Regions from separate parts of the Mus musculus genome. Here region 1 is linked to region 2. Evidence: chromatin loops called from intact Hi-C (ENCODE). Cell type or tissue: left cerebral cortex. All regions are shown on one strand. Links, peaks and the distances in the headings refer to the core of each region. The heading gives the core; the rest is flanking DNA. Region 1 overlaps Chrm3 (cholinergic receptor, muscarinic 3, cardiac). Region 2 holds the start of Chrm3 (cholinergic receptor, muscarinic 3, cardiac).

Region 1 (5,380 bases), core at 67-5,066, 120 kb before region 2:
GAGAAAGAAAGCAGTGATGTTAAAGTGTGTGACTGTGTCCTAGCTGTAGCCTCTGTATCTCTAAAGCTCAGTAAGTAACAACAGAGGATGACCTTTATTAAAGACTCTTTATGTCAATCACTTATACACTTTTCTTTGAAGCCACATTTCAGCCTTGGGTGGGACCTTCTTTAGGGGATGGAGGAGTTGAGAAGCATGCATGAGCTCACAGGTTTCCATTTTGAGCTAAGCACTTGGCAAAACCTAGAGATACAAATTACAGATCGTCATGCCCACCCTCCTACAAAGCAATCCTATAGCAGGAGAAAATATTTTTAAGAGTTTGAGTACATGACTAGGAAGCTTCTTCTCTGCTGGCTAGATTTCATAGTAGCAGAAGGTGCTAAGCAGGCTGCTCGCGGAGTCATCAGCCTTACCCTCCTGTGAACCCGGCAAGCTACAATAATAAAATGCATGGCAAGATATGCCCATGGATGCAATAATGACACATATGTTATGAGGATAACAAGCCACATTCTGCTTCAGTTTAATGCTTGTTCTAAAGGAGGAAAAACATATGTCTGACATTGTAAATCTGCCCAAGAACCCATAGCTGGGAAGTTCACAAGCATCACTGATGAACCTACAGCAGCATGGGCTTTAATAACAAAGAGATGAAATAGAATGGCATAGTTGGAATTTTACACATTCTTATTCTGTGATATGCAGTTAAGTATCTTGTATTCTGCTTTATTTAATTTTCTATTGCTGTGTTAAAATCCCATGACCAAGACAAATTATAGAAGGGTCTAATTCGGGGCTCATAATTCCAGAGGGATAGAGGTTATGACTATCATGGCAGGGGACATCAGGCAGCAGACAAGCAGGCATAGTTCTGGAGTGATAGCTGAAAGCTTATATCTTGAAAGAGTATCATGATACAGAAAAAGCTAACTGGGAAACTGGGAATGTCATGGGCTTTTGAAATTTCAAAACTCACATGCAGTGACACACTTCCTCCAACAAGGTATTACTTCCTAATCCCTCCCTAACACTTTCTTAAACTGGGTATCAAATATTCATACATACGAGCCCAGGGGACCACGGTCAGTCAAACCAATACAGATGAAGTGTCTCCTTTCATACTCATAAGCTACCAAGAGGAGTATGTTGATTGTCATCCTTTGTATAGATAGGGAAACTGAGGCTAATGAAGGTTAATTAAAACACCAGAAATCATTATTTAGTGAGTGATGGATTCTGGGTTGTAGTATCTGCCAAGAGATGCAAGAGCACAGAGGAGAGAGTAATTAACAGACACAGGAGCTCAGGCCAAGCTTCACAGGGAATTGCTTGACATTTGAACAGAGTCTGAAAATTGAAAGTGACGGTTCATCTTGAAGCAGAGAGCAAACATCCCAGACTTCAGGAGTATCAATTGGTAAGACACTCTCAATTATCTCCGATTGTCAGCAGTCAACATGCCAATGGTGGTTGAGGTGAAGGCTGGTGAAGATAAGGTGAGTGGGAACATGAAAAGATACAAATGAACATTGGTACTGATTTTTTTTTTAAAGAGTTGGTTTAAAAATAAATCTAGTCTTCACAATTCTTGTTCAACAGTTTAGGTTTTGAAAATTCAACATCCTAGGGTTGGCTCCTCTACTTCTGTCATTTATTAACCATGTTACCTTGCTGAGCAAACTTTATCCAACCGACTGTCTTTTCATCTGAGAAACGAGGATAAATACAGTGAGTCTTCTGCAGGCTGTTAGCATGAAGCAAAACTGCCTTCATCAAAGACTCACTATGGTTTGGAGATGTCAAAGGGACACAGTGAAAACTATTTTTTTTTTACCACTATGGCTTCCACAGTGGACAGAACAAACTTGGTATAAAACTGGTGGCAAAGACAATGTAACAGAAAAATAAAGTCTAATAAATGATACCATGTTTAGTTCCTGGTTTAGGGATTAGTCTCATTCAACACGGGCCTGACACACGGAGCACATACTTGCACTTAACAGAAACAATGGCACAAACATGGTATTGAGAAACTTTTATTAGCTAAAGGTATAGGGGAACCTCATATTAGCTAGGGGTCTCTAGAAAGTACCAATGCCTGGTCAGCTGTCACATCCAGTGGGCAGGTGTACCATTATGCCTGGCTAAAGCTCTTGACTCAAGTAGAGATACTTCGTATCTCTGTCTACTAATAGTAAAAGTCAGCGATTCATGTGTGGTACAACCCTAACCAGACTTTATAGATTTGGAAGTAAGATTCAGCTGTACAAGACTGAAAAAAGCATCCTATTAGGAGATGTGAATCAGGTTAATTACAGGGTAATTTAGGTCAGCATCTCTTGCTTAGGGGCTGTTTCAATGAACACTGAGATAGGCTAGAATGGTAAAAGAGTTGTGTTTGTTTTAGTATACTAGTTGTGAGGAAAGCTGGTATCTGAACTCAATCCCAACCACTCCCTAGAAGACTATGCCTCTTTCCAGTCCACTTTGAACCCAGCTCAGGCTTCAGGTAAGTTTAGCTCAGGATTTTCCAACCTGCCTTCCAAAGGAGTCTCTTGAGAAGCTTTAAGACCTAAGTCTGAGCTTCACTCCCAGGGATTCAGCTGAAACTGTCCTGTCTAGAGCCTCAGAGGCTTCTAAAATATTGGAGGGAGGAGTTGGGGGTGGATAGGGTCAGATATATGGTTTATATGGATACAAACTTATCAATTAATAAATTAGGGGGAAAGGTCCTTGGGATGATGGTGCCAAGTAGCCTAGATGTAGAAGCATTAGGATAGGCATAATATTAGGGGCTGTGTTCTTGTCTGACTCCACCACCCAAAGGCCTCAGGATAAGAAATTCCACAATAAGAATTTTCTTAAACACATTTATCTAGTATTAGTGTGTGCTTCATAAACCTTGAGAATGGACATTGCCACAATTCACTGAACATCATATTAATATATTTAGAACATCCCAGTCTCAAGGAGAGGCAGAGCAATTTTTCCAGTGTGGGGGTTCAAGTTCTGTAAGGGGAGGGCAGCCTCCTTGTACCAAATGCCAGATTGCAGGAATGCACAATGGCAGGGTTCTGTCTTCTGGAGAGATAAAGATAGAAGCTGTCAGTAAAAGTGGTATTTATTTTGAAAACCACAGAAGGCTTGTTTCTAAAAAAAAAAAAAACCGAGGGGGACAGGATGATAATATGAGAACTTAGTATGCATGTATAATATATACAATATAGTCCTTAAATCTCTAGGAATCTAGAGTGCACATATAGAGAGGGGCATCTCTTTGGCTATTTTCATTCCTTAGCATATTCATAATCTTTACATTCTCTTTTTATTTGTAAAGCATCATCATTGGGGGTTTATTTCCTCCTGCACTGTTAGTATATAAAGTACTCTTTGAACTAGTAGTCTAGGAACTGGTCACCTTACGTAAGCTACTATAGCTATCTTGATCTGGGAAGCTCTTTTAACCTTTAGACTTCAGTGACCCTGGGTTTTCTACATTAAAGCAGAATGAAAGTGGTCAGGGAGCTACTTCCATGGTCAGGATGCTACAGATCCTAGATTTTAACTCTGCTTCTCATTCCTTCATGAGAAATAATGGGCTAATACAGAGCAGCACATGAGTTGTTTATTACAGAATGCTGTAAGACGATTAGTTGATAGAGCAATAGGTTCAAACTAAAACAAATACTCACTGATCCATGAAATAAGTATTAGGTATTGGGTACTATAGTGGGAGCTAGAATTCCATGGGCAAAGCTAATGCATGTGTCCCCATGGATGCATGGCTGGCACGCTTGTGTGGAAGATCAACTATCCAGCCAACACATGCAGCAACTAGTGATCACACTGTGACAGCTGCTGGAAAAAGAAACCCAGGGGAAAATGATAAACAATGGAGTGTGACGTGACCATGGACCGAGAGCTGAAAAAAGCTTTTCTGAGGGGGCGACAGCTGGAATCTGAAGAGCTGGAGGCAAAGTGTTCCAAAAATTCAAAATATCAACAGGTGTGCACACCTGTGCCTTCATCTCCAGGGCCTCATGTTACCTCCATCACCATCTAACTATAAGCTCTGAAAAAAGTTCCCTGGCTGAAAGGTTCAGACCTGGAGGCAGTGAAGAAAGGCAACTGTATACAATTTTAGTGGAATTGGCTAGGCTAGCTTACTTTGAGATCCTAAATTTACAGAGACAACGAGATGTGCCAAATGGAAGTGTCATTTGCAGCTCTTGACTTTTCTAAAAGTTACTGCTAACACATCTGTGGAAGGCAGGCTCTGAAAGCACCAAAGCAGTTCTGACACTGTGCTGGAATCCAGCAAGGGTGGTATGAAAAAGAAACCAGCGTGACATTTTCCTTTGACAGTATCTCATTTCTTCCACCACACAACGCATAGGAGACTACTGGGGCAAGCCAGGAGACTGTGTTTGAATAGCAGTATGCAGTTATTCTCTCTCTCTCTCTCTCTCTCTCTCTCTCTCTCTCTCTCTATGTCTGTTTGCATGTGCATGCACACACGTGTAGGTATATATATATATATATATATATATATATATATACAAGCATGCATGTGCATGTGTTTGTAGGGGGTTTATGTACATGGAGAATACAGAGATCAGTCTCAAATGTTGTTATTCAGGAGCAGGCCATCTTAATTTTTAAGCCAGAGTCTTTCACTAGGACTTGGACTCCTACGTTATGCTAGGCTGGGTGGCTCCCAAATCCCAGGGATCTACCTGTCTCTACCTCCTGGTCAGGGGCTGCAATCACACACCAGAATTCCTGTCTTTTTACAGGGGTACTGGGCATCTGAACTGAATTTCCCACATTTATGTGTTAAGTGATTCTAAGTGGCTAATCCCTTAACAAGCATTCTTTAGATGTCTATTGTACGTTAGACACAATCACACCATACTATGAAATAGACTTAGGAACAACATTGACACTGGATGGGTGATGCATAGTTCATCTCTCTTCATCACAGTGGGAATAATGGAAAGGCAGGTTTGTTCACAGCCTGCACTCAGATGCAGTTGGTTGTGGCATGCCTGGGCCTAGTGCAATTAAATTATTCAGCTTCAGCTTCTTTATGTATATGATATATTCAAGTTCAAGATTCTTTTGTGATAACTTCATAAGGCAGTGTGGCAATCTGACTAGGCACATTAAAGTGATTCTACCTTGTATTTTATAAGTAGTTAATACACAACCTCAAATAATATACACACATGTTCAACATTCTGTTCATACCATCTATACTATCTATGTAAGCAAGTCATTCTTTTTTGCTGTTTTATCTCAAGTAGTTTGCATGAGTGGAAAAACTACACAGTACCACCCACTAGACTGGATTAATTCTGTACCCCATCTCCTAAGG
Region 2 (5,380 bases), core at 104-5,103:
TTCTGTCCTTGTGTCTGCCTTGAGTTGTAGATGGGCAAACATTTCCACTGGGCAGAGATAAAGACTTGGGAAGGCTTACTGTCTTCATGCAGGATCTGTGTGGCTCCTTACTTTCAACAGCCTCCATTACCAATTCCAGGGAAAGTCTCCATCAACCAGGAATGCATCAGTATAAGGCACTCTGAAAGAAAGCAATCTAAATCCCTAAAAGGGACAACTTTGGCCCTTCCAGGGTGTCTTTAAGGAGAACACAGAGGGAGTCACATTGGACACTGAATGATCTGGGATCAGGCATCAGCTTTGTACCTGATCCAAGGCCCAGGCGGCTTCCTTAACATAGAACAGAGTCTGTCAGACACTTGCATCTAACTCTCACCTTGACTGGCTTTGCCTTGTGTTAAATTCATTAGATTATCTTGTCATGAAGCCAAGACTTTCACTTGAGTTTGAAAGTCCAGCCCAAGGGGTAAGAACCAGAACAGAATTTCCACTAGATTCACAGAACCTTCTAGACACACACACACACACACACACACACACACACACACACAGAGAGAGAGAGAGAGGGGGGGGGAGGAGGTGTCTGGTGTTGCATTTCTTAAATACCACATTTTGGGAAACCATGTATACACTGCTCTTAACAACTAAGCAACAGTCATATTTATATATGCTGATTCATTTAAAATATAAAAATAGTGAAGGGTTTTGATTAATTCTTTTGTTGGAAGCATATATGCCTTTTAAAATATTTCTCTGCAAGGAAGATATATTTTCAATTCACAAGCATACTGTGTAAAAGAAAATATTTCCAATTAGTCATTCTTCAAAACCATGCTGACGACATAATGGTATGAGTCATGACATACCATGCTGACGACATAATGGTGTGAGTCTTAACACACCATGACATAAAGTTAGGCTTCATACATGAAGGGGATTGGGGTACACATCTCTGTAGAACCCTTTATTCGTCCCTGGTGGAAAGGGTCACCACAAGTGCTCTACATGTAAACGTCCCACACTGCAAACCAGACCCAGTGATGATGTCCAGGCCACTTAGGTGTAAGCAACTGAATCTGCCAAGGCTAACATCATTATCAGGCAAGAACACTATGTTGGCTCAAGATATGTGATATTTTAGGTTTAAAAAAAAAACAAAAAGAAAAAACAAAAACCTTAAAAATAAGTGTTAGCACTTCAGAAAGCTTAGAATCATAACCTTTAAGTTTGTATTCAGTTTATTACCACGAATCCAAGAAATCTTAGCTCTATACATTACCCTTCCACACACCTCACATTCAACAGGTTACCTACTATTAAAAATTAAATAAAGTACAATTAAAATGAGCTTGTATTCTCATATATTATAGTTTAAAATAACATTTTTTTCTTGTGTAAAAGTTAAGTCATTTATTTTTTTATAAGGAAAAATGAAAAGATACATGTTAAAGGGCGTATTTATCCTTGCTTCAGCAATCTTCAGAAACAAATATGTTTGAAGCAAGGTTTGTCCAGCCTCCTGTCAGGAAAAAGCAGTGAATCCTTCCAGATCTCCCTAAAGCTTCGTACATAAGTTTTAGAGTAGGTTTAAGACAGAACTACTCTTATTTTAATGTCTAGTCTTTATCTAAATCTCACCCAATTCCATACAATCTACTTCTTCAAATTACACCCTTGCCTAACAATTTTCTACGACCAAAGATTTATGCTCAAAGGTTTCTCAAAAGGTCTTGCCTTTTATCTCATTTTGTTATTAAACTATTGAGTCCATTTAAATCATTATCTAGTATTGTTTGTTTTAAAGTCTTACATCACTCTTGTTTTCCTGTTTAATTCCACCTCAAATCACCCTCCCCAAGCCTAAGGTACAGTCTATATCGGATCTGCAGCCATTATTTTTAATAGAGTAATCCATTGCTAAAGTTGTGTTGTCTTACAGAACTTCGGAAATGACATGCCTTCTGGCTTAACAGTAGGTAACTGCGTGTTAAGCTAACGGAGGCAAGCCACACAAACATCGTCTAAAGACAGAGTTATCAAGTGGTAGATGTGGGGTTCACACTCCACTTCTGTGGCCTATGAGATCACACATGGAAGAGGTAAGCATGACCCCTGCACATGTATACGTCCCAACACCAGCTCCTGCCACAGCAGGGAGCCACCAGCGAGTGGCACAGCAATGGAAAGACCTCATTCCTGTTTAATATTCATCCACCGCATCCATGTGTGCATTTTTCCAGGCTCCCCTTTCTCCTTTTTGAAAGGTATATCTTCCTGTAAGATCTCTCCAGCAAATCCACTAGCACTGTTTTAAACACAGGAAACCGTGTTGAACCGTTCCTGCAGAATAAGTGCTTTCCCAATATGAAACGCTCTGGACTCCATAATTATTAAGCAGGCTTTTAAGAATATGTTCTGTTTTCAAATAGTAACCCAAAAAGGGGTGGGGGCGGGGGCAAAGTGCTGTGTGTGTGTGTGTGTGTGTGTGTGTGTGTCCAGGAATGGTACATTTCCTATCTTGTTGAACCTCAGAGGCAAAGAGGGAAAGGAAAGATCTGTTGAAAGCTCACAATGAAGTGGTCAGTTTCCCTAACAGCAGAGTCTGCCACCCTTTCAAAACCCTGTCAAGAATATCAGTGGAGTCGGGTGGGTGGATGGTGGCATATATGCTTACAGACTTCAGACAGGTTCAAAACACTTATCCACAAAACAAGGTCTGCGGTTTTGAAAAATGCATCCATATGGATGCGAGTCCCCAATGCTCCTTTCCTCTCTTACTTCCAACCCTTGCGTGCAAGGAGAGTCTCACACACCGGCAGACAAGGCAGCGTCACAATTCCAATACTCAAAGCGTGGAGTGGACAAGTGAATTCTACCCCTTTGGGTCAACCATCTCCCTGACCTCAGCGGTTTAAAAACCACCACATAGAAACAAGCTGCGCACAGAAACGAGGTTGTGCCAGAAAGGAGCGGGAAGACTCCGGAGAAGAGATCCGGTATAGTTTAGCAGCTCTGGCTGAGCCAGAGTAGACTCGCGCCCTGGCGCAGTACCCTCTCCCAGGTCACCAGGCGTGGAATGAAAACCGCCTTTTCGCTCCAGAAAAGTGACCCCAAGAGTCGTCCCTCGCTGCAAGGTTGGCAGGGATCTGACTTAGCTTTCCTAAAAAAAAATTAAAACGGTATTGAAAGGCCCACAGAGGACCCAGCACACAGGAGCCCAGACAAACAGCTCTGGCGCTCCCTTCTTCGCTTTTGGATCCTGCCTATGAGAGAGAAAAAAGAAGCCCAAGGGATCCGGGTGAGCTGACAGGGGTGCTCTCTTGGCCACTGACCGCCTGCCCCTGTCTTTCCCAGGCGCTCGGGTGCCACCTCCGCATTCTCCACCCTTCGTCCCTGCGCTCCAACTCCTCACCAGACAGATATCCAGTTCCTGTTCCCCTAGATTGACAAAACCACCTCTCTTCGTCCCTCCTCAGTCCTTCCTTTAAACTCCACCAGCAAACAAATTTCCTACGGAGGCAGAAAACTTTTCCCCTTATTTCACCACCAGATAAGGCAAGAAACCGGGTCAGGTTCGCTGCTAGCCTCTCTGCACTGCGCGGTAGCGAGCAGCGCACGTCCTTACCTGGCAGCCGTGCTCCAGGTGGCTGTCCCACTCCAGTCCTCCGCGCCTCCCCGAATCTCCCGGACTGTCCAGTCCGCTCTACCGAACCTCGGTCTCTCGCAGCAGGGAGTTCGGAGACAGCGACTGTCCTCAGGTTCGCTCGTGCCTCGGAGCCGCCCTTGTCTGCATCGCCCGGCTTCTGGGTGCAAGCGCAGCTGCGGGCTCCTCCCGGCCGGTCGCGAGTGCGGGGCTCCCGGCTGCAGCCGACTTGGCCCGCGGTTGCGCTCCCGGGTCCGAGCGCGCTCCGCCCGCGGGCAGCTGCGGCCGCGCGTCACATGCCGCCTCTCGGCAGCAGCCGTGGCACCTGCCCGGGCGACCGCACTGGGGCTCGGTTAGTCCGCCCCCGCGTCCTGCGCGCCCCTGCCCACCCCAGCCCTCTCTGATCTCGCCTTAATTTTTTTTTTTTTTACCCTCCTGCTCTCTCACTTCTCATTCCTTTTCTCTGCCTCTTTGTATATGTTTTATTCTTTTCTCCAAAAGCAGACAGAAGGCGCTCCAAGTGGGAGGAGATCTGTCCCTCCTCATGAACTCTTCCTCTGCCTGGTGGTGGCGATCGTGGCTACTGCTGCCCTCGTCCTCCTCCCCTTCCTCCTCCTCCTAGTCCTTCTTCTTTCAGTGTAACTCACTAGCTGCCTGCTGGAGCCCTAAACCTGCTCTGTTTCTGAGCATGCCCAGTGGCACCGCGGGCTCCTCGCTTCTCCCCGCGTGCTGGCTTGGCTGTATTCTCCGCCTGGCAGGGGCGAGGGAAACCAGCCCAGGGAGATCCTGGGTACTTTTCGGATAGGATCGCTAGAGGCCGGGCACAGAACCTGGGCGAGGAGTTTCCACCCACCCAGCGTGGCCTCACGTGCTCCCTATTTGCGCTCAGTGTTTCAAGGGTTGATGTTGATCAGATGTTTCCGTGTTCCATTTGAAGTCTGAAGTGGGTTTCCTTCAATTGCTTAGAAGGGTATGAAGAATGCGATTTCTTGGACTGAACTTATGGACAAGTGAACCTCAGCTCCAGAAAATAAAGGAGCCGGCTGGCAACCTTTCTCAAGGGGACAGTATGGTGCGTGTACGATTTGAGATTTAAAGAGCGTTTGTTTATGCAGAGCGAAGTAGCAGAGGACAGGGCAGCTTTGCTCCCCAGAAGTTTACACTTTAGGAGAAATTAGAGAAGCACTGCTGAAAAGAACGCGTCTGCGTGCATATGCACATGTGTGCACACTTTTTTTTTTCAGCCAGGAAAATTAAACCACAGTCTCACTAGTCTCTCTCTCTCTCTCTCTCTCTCTCTCTCTCTCTCTCTCTCTCTCTCTCTCTCTCTCTCTCCCTCCCTCCCTCTCTCTCTCTCTCTACCTTCCTCTCCCTTCTTCCTTCCTTCCTCTCTTTGTTTCTTTTTCTTTATCCCTGACCCTTCCTGCTCTTCCTCTCTCTCTCCCTCCCTCTTTCCTTCTTTCCTTGTTTCTTGCTTCTCTAGCCCTCCTCTTCCCTGGGGTCTGCTTTGAACTCCCATCTTGATCTTTCTTCCCCCCTCTTCCCATGTGGTGGGATTTCTGGCAAACCTAGCCAGGCTTTTAAATTCATATACAACTCCAGAGGAATGTGAAGCTGGGAGAAAGGGGGATTACTTACTATAGACTAATGTCAAGTAACTAAATAAGGACAGAGTAGCGAGCTCTAACAAAGTACTAGATACTAAGGAGGCTGCTGCTGCAGCAGTATGTGGCTTTT

What was found. Hi-C counts contacts between places; a loop is a spot of excess contacts. Peaks named below come from ENCODE experiments on the same cell type or tissue, not always from the same donor. Only the 100,000 strongest peaks of a DNase experiment are listed, where the experiment ranks them.
Region 1: a loop joins it to region 2, with 4 times the contacts of the local background. A loop is called at or near these places in 3 of 42 quality-filtered maps.

The regions. Positions count from the first base shown.
Region 1 is chr13:10,236,156-10,241,535 of GRCm38, forward strand. All of the region lies in intron 1 of Chrm3 (cholinergic receptor, muscarinic 3, cardiac), which reads right to left. Among named protein-coding and RNA genes, the nearest start is that of Gm26861, 120 kb to the right of the region's middle. In left cerebral cortex, for the core only: no CTCF peak of the experiment used is centred there; DNase peaks (open chromatin) are centred at 312, 3,023 and 4,206; H3K27ac peaks cover 709 bases.
Region 2 is chr13:10,356,639-10,362,018 of GRCm38, forward strand. Chrm3 (cholinergic receptor, muscarinic 3, cardiac) reads right to left here and starts at 4,165. Exons shown (of 5, transcript NM_033269.4): 1 at 3,626-4,165. It overlaps Gm26861 (a long non-coding RNA gene), which reads left to right and starts at 2,841. Exons shown (of 7, transcript XR_001780860.2): 1 at 2,841-3,298. In left cerebral cortex, for the core only: no CTCF peak of the experiment used is centred there; DNase peaks (open chromatin) are centred at 2,127, 2,745, 2,996, 3,552 and 1 more place; H3K4me3 peaks cover 3,722 bases; H3K27ac peaks cover 2,174 bases.